Linked DNA regions of Homo sapiens: region 2 is linked to region 1. The links are chromatin loops, found by intact Hi-C in ENCODE. Cell type or tissue: heart left ventricle. All regions are shown on one strand. Region 1 overlaps ATP6V0A1 (ATPase H+ transporting V0 subunit a1). Region 2 holds the start of KAT2A (lysine acetyltransferase 2A).

Region 1 (2,500 bases):
CCCACTCCCCTTTATCTTTGATTATTCTCATGGCTGGGTGACCCCTGAGCCTCCTCAAAGATTCAGCTGTGGGTTTTTCTGAATGATGGGCGGAGAGTGAGGCATGGAAGGGCAAGACGTGGCTAGGGTGCACTCTTCTTCAAAAGCCCTGCTGCGTCAGTAGACCTGGCTTCCTCTGGCCTGGCTCTCTCCCTCCTGGCCTCCCTCCTCCCCACCCAGCTCATCTGGCTGGCCTCCCTGTTCTAAGCTTATCAGCCGACCCCCGCAAGCACACTTCCTCAGCCCTCCTCAGTGCACGAGAACCTCTGAGGACTCACTTTTTCTTGCCCCTTGGCCTCCTTTCTTTTCTTTTCACTCCTGTCTCTTGAGCCCTGGGTTTGAGGGAACAGTGACCACCTCACCTTGATTCCAGCCCACGTGGGTAGCCGGTCATCTCCCTGGGCAGGGCGGGAGCAAGGCACTGTTGCAGAGCAAGGCCGCCTGGGCTTGAGCCTCATTTTGTTGCCAGAAGATTGCTTCCTCCTCAGGCTCACCTGTGGCCTCCCCGTGTCTTCCCAGGTCCCCCTGAACTGAAGTGATGAGTGGCAGGACAGCAGGCTCCGGAATTGGGCGACCTGGGTTGGAATTCCAGCACTGTCACACCAGGCAGGGAACCTGAGCAGAACATTCACTGCCAAGATTACTGTGAGCAAGTAGGAAGTAATGCACACACCAAGTGCTGCCACAGCAAAAGCAGGTGCTCTAGGATGGGTAGTGGCTGCTCTGCTTAAAAGTGGGATGCCCTTACTGGGTGCGATGGCTCACACCTATAATCCCAGCATTCTGGGAGGCTGAGGCAGGCAGATCACCTGAGGTCAGGAGTTCGAGACCAGCCTGGACAACATGGTGAAACCCCATCTCTACTAAAAATGCAAACATTAGCTGGGCGTGATGGTGGGCGCCTGTAATCCCAGCTACTCGGGAGGCTGAGGCAAGAGAATCGCTTGAACCCAGGAGATGGAGGTTGCAGTGAGCCAAGATCGCGCCACTGCACTGCAACCTGGGCGACAGACCGAGACTCCGTCTCAAAACAACAACAACAACAACAACAACAAAAAAACCTGGGATGCCCTAGAGAGAGGGTGTCTGCCTGGGGTCCCCCATAAAAAGACTGCTTTTAGCCTGTCTAGAGTGAGAGAAGACCCCAGAGGAGGCAGAGGATACCATCAGAATGCCCTCAGGTGCTGTTTGCAAGGAACAGCCTCCCCATATATGTCGTATTTATTTTGGCAATAGGAGTATTGGGTAGGAGAGGAAAAAACAGTGCAAACCTCCTTTGTGCAACTTCCAGAATCTCGTCTTTGGAGGGCTGTTCCCGTGACACGAGTGGGGCGCCTCCCCCACCACTAAAACAGAAGTGAATGAAATTGGTGCTTGTGCGCCCCCTCCTGGCAAAATGCGGCTGTGCGTCCAGGATGCCTGGATCTTCCCTGTGGCCCAGGACTGCAGGAGGCGTTCTGAGCTGTGGCCCTCTTACCAGGGGTGGAGCCTCTGGGGCTGCTGAACCAGCTGTAGGGATGGTGCTGCTGTTCTTCCTGGCATCCATCCTAGGCATCTTCATACCTCCCACTTTATCCCTGCTGTTTCCTGATTCAAGGGCTGCCCCATTATACAAGTTCTGGTCTCCTCAGTGGGGACAATAAGAAAAACATTTGATTCGATAACATATAAACCACTAGTGTGAGATTCATGCAGCATCATAGGAAGGGGGGTGATGTGTTTGAAAACAGTGAGCAGGCTAATGTATTAATCTGCTAATTCTGTCTCCTGAGTTTTCTCTCTTTTCCTCCCTCCTGCCACATGAAGTGTGCTTGGCTTCTTACCTACCATAATTAGACATCTTTTCTTCCTCAGAGAAGGCATGAGACAGGGATTTGATTGTAGTTATCACTGTAAACATCAAACTGATTTTTATGCAGAACTATTGCCCCAGGGCATACCTTCCAAGGAACCTGGTCTCTCCTTACCTAGCGAATTCCACATACACATAGATGTACACCTACCTGTACACTCACAGATTGGGTGGTGATTAAAGGGACAGAATCGGGGACCAGCTTCTTGTTAGGAATGCAGTGTTGCCACGGCATGACAGCATGGAGCAGTTGAGGGAATGGCTGCCCAGGAGAACTCAGAACTCTTGAAATGTAGTTCCAGGCTGCCATCATTGCCCTGATATTCAGGCCGTCAGACAGATGTGTGTTGTAGGCCCTGAACGGCACAGAGAGTGGCAGAACAGGCTACATAAACAGCTCAGCCCAGAATTGTCTTTCCAGACTGCCTGCCCTCAGTCACAACCCCCACCAGGGAAGGGAAGCGGCCCCAAGACTCCTTCCTCCTTCACCCACTCGAGGAAACAGAGTTCCTGTTACGTGGCATGAATGATGTCTTTTGGCCCCAGTTAATCCCTCTGAGTCACCAGGTGGCCTTTGCCAAGTGCTGGAGCTGGAAGAGATGATAGAGA
Region 2 (2,500 bases), 400 kb before region 1:
AAGAAATCAACAAGGCTTCTTGACCCTCTTCACAGCCAAGCAAGATACACACTCTGTTCCTCCAACCAGTGTGACCAACAGTGAGACTGACTGCTCCGATATCAACCGTTGGGTTGCCTGGGCCTGTTCTGGGCTGAGAGATTTCCTTTCTCCCCCCTTGGTGCACACCCCCCCCCAACCCAATCCCTCCTTCGAGGCATCTTTGATTTTTTCAGAGATGAAGCTTTGTGGCACTTGTCACCCTGTCCAAGCAGGACCCAGCACCTGCCCCCAGCTCCAAGGGCGCTGCCTGCCTTACCCAAGGGGTGCTCACAACTGCGGCACAGCTCACTCAGGTTGGCAGCTGGCTGCTGCAGATCCATGCGGGGTGCAGTGGGGGGCTTGGGGTTTTTCCAGCCATTACACTTACAGGTTTCATTGGCCTGGAGGTGGAAGGATCAGTCAATGACCTATACCTCTGGGGCAAGAGCCGCTCCGCAGCCAGAGCTTTGACCCCATTCCCACCAGAGCCCTGGGATGCCCCAAGCCCCGCCCCTTCACCCCAGGCCCCGCCCCCACCTTGCAAGCCGAGAAGACCCCTAGCTTCTCAAGCTTCTTGGCGCGCGGCAGCCCCCGGACTTGCGCCTTCCTCTGACTGGCGCGCTGCTGCTGGCTCAGGCCAGGTCGAGCCGGATCCCCCCCGCTCCCGGCCCCCCCACTTCCTACCCCGGGCCCCCCAGTCCCTGTGCTGCCGGCTGGGGCTGCAGCTGGGGCAGGGGCTGGTGCCGGGGTGGGAGTCGGAATCGGGGCTGAAGCCGGGCTGGGTGCAGGAGTCGGAGTTGGGGCAGGGGCTGGGGACTGAAGGGGCCGGGGCTGCGCAGCCGGGGCCGGGGTCGGGGCCTGGGAAGGTTCCGCCATGGCCTCCCCCGCAGCGGAGAGCGGCGCCGCGCTCCCAGCCCTAGGGCCGCATGGGCAACCAGCGCTCAGTGCGCAGGCGTTGCTGCGCGGCGCATGACGGGAGTTGTAGTCTTCCCGCGCCTTCCCCTCACTGCCTCCAGCTTCCAGACTTTTCTGTCCTGTCTCTTGGCCCCTGACAGCCAAGTGAGGCCTGAGTGAAGGCCCCACATTGACCCCTCTTCACTTGTAATCTCTTTTAATGGAGTCCGGGAGAGTCACGATGGCTGTCCTCTTGGGGACAAGGAGTCTTGGGGAGAATCGTGGGGTCTGCCTCTTTCACGCGCCTGTCTCCCACTTAACCCCCTCCCCCAACTCCCGCACAGGCCCTGCCCCACGCGGCTCCGGACACGGAATTGCAGCTGCGGTAGAGATGAGATGTAGCAACAGTTCTGCAGTAGTGTGGTGGTGACTTGGGTGTGTTCTCCTCCTGACATTCACCTGCACCTTTTTCTGCGCTTTTCAGTATGTATGTATTTAATAGTATCACTCAACAAAAAGGAGTTTATCAGGCCGGGTGGCTGGCTCACGCGGGAGGAGAGCTTGAGCCCTGCAGGAGTTCGAGACCAGGCTGGGCAACATTGGGAGACCCCCCCCACCAATCTCTACAAAAAAATAAAAAATAAAGTTTATAGGCTGGGCGAGGTGGCTCACGCCTGTAATCTCAGCACTTTGGGAGGCCGAGATGGGAGGATCGCTTGAGCCCAGGAGTTCGAGATTAACCTGGGCAACATAATGATACCCTGTCTCTTAAAAAAAAAAAATTATCAAATAACAGCACCAGAGGCATAGCTGTGGTTATGATGGTCACCAAGAAGGCTACTGACGTGGAGGGTGAGGCGGAGGAGGGCTAGGTCTTTCTCTGTGCACTGGGAGCCACTCTCCTGAAGCCCCAACTGCGTCTTCATCTTTGTGGCCCCAGAGCCCAGACCACAGCCTGCAGCACAGGACGCCCCGGGAAGAATTAATGCAGCCGGAGAGACCAGTCCACCTCCTCGTGTCGCGTGTCCGCGTGGGGTTGTGGGTGGTCAGGGAGAGGTAGGGTGGATGACCCAGGAAGGCCGCCCTCCCCTGGCTCTGTCTAGGAACAATCCTTGCCCCAGGCCTGGTCCTTAGAAGGCAAGACAGCCCCCTTCCAGCTGGGGGATCAATCTGCTGTTGGCTGCGCCAGGGTGCGGCTCCCTCGGGTCTGGCCTGGTCGTGGATCCAGTTCCTTCACAGCTGCGGCCTCCCCGGGTCCATTAACGAAGGTGGGGAAGGGCGGAGAAAGGGTCGGAGTCTGGGAGGAGAGCAGCTGCGGGCGCGCCAGGGCGCTGACAGTCTGGCTCTTGGAGGTAAGATGGGCGTGGCTGATCCCGAACTCCGCCTGCGTTTGCAGAAGCGAAGGGAACCGAGCGAGCGGAGCTGAGCTCGGGTAGGCCGCGCGAGGTCCCTCCTCTCCGGGCGTCCGTGCGCCTAGCTCTGCGCTGGGAGCCTCGCGCCCTTTGACAGCAGTTAGTTGCTGACTCGGATGCAGAGAGTCGGTAACACCTTCTCCAACGAGAGCCGGGTGGCATCCCGGTGTCCC

Evidence for each region. Hi-C counts contacts between places; a loop is a spot of excess contacts. Peaks named below come from ENCODE experiments on the same cell type or tissue, not always from the same donor. Only the 100,000 strongest peaks of a DNase experiment are listed, where the experiment ranks them.
Region 2: it touches region 1 in a loop (2.3-fold over the local background); 10 of 110 quality-filtered maps call a loop at or near these places.

What each region holds. Positions count from the first base shown.
Region 1 is chr17:42,516,214-42,518,713 of GRCh38, forward strand. The region is part of intron 21 of ATP6V0A1 (ATPase H+ transporting V0 subunit a1); the gene reads left to right. Among named protein-coding and RNA genes, the nearest start is that of MIR5010, 3.3 kb to the left of the region's middle. RefSeq lists an enhancer at 394-893 and a silencer at 1,337-1,386. In heart left ventricle, a CTCF peak has its summit at 1,426 (motif pointing left); DNase peaks (open chromatin) are centred at 1,428 and 2,438; H3K27ac peaks cover 2,313 bases.
Region 2 is chr17:42,120,408-42,122,907 of GRCh38, forward strand. KAT2A (lysine acetyltransferase 2A) reads right to left here and starts at 960. Exons shown (of 18, transcript NM_021078.3): 1 at 559-960; 2 at 299-422. The coding sequence starts at 897. It overlaps HSPB9 (heat shock protein family B (small) member 9), which reads left to right and starts at 2,397. Exons shown (of 1, transcript NM_033194.3): 1 at 2,397-2,500. The coding sequence starts at 2,444. RefSeq lists a silencer at 827-1,076. In heart left ventricle, no CTCF peak of the experiment used is centred here; DNase peaks (open chromatin) are centred at 574, 974, 2,017 and 2,223; H3K4me3 peaks cover 1,314 bases; H3K27ac peaks cover 580 bases.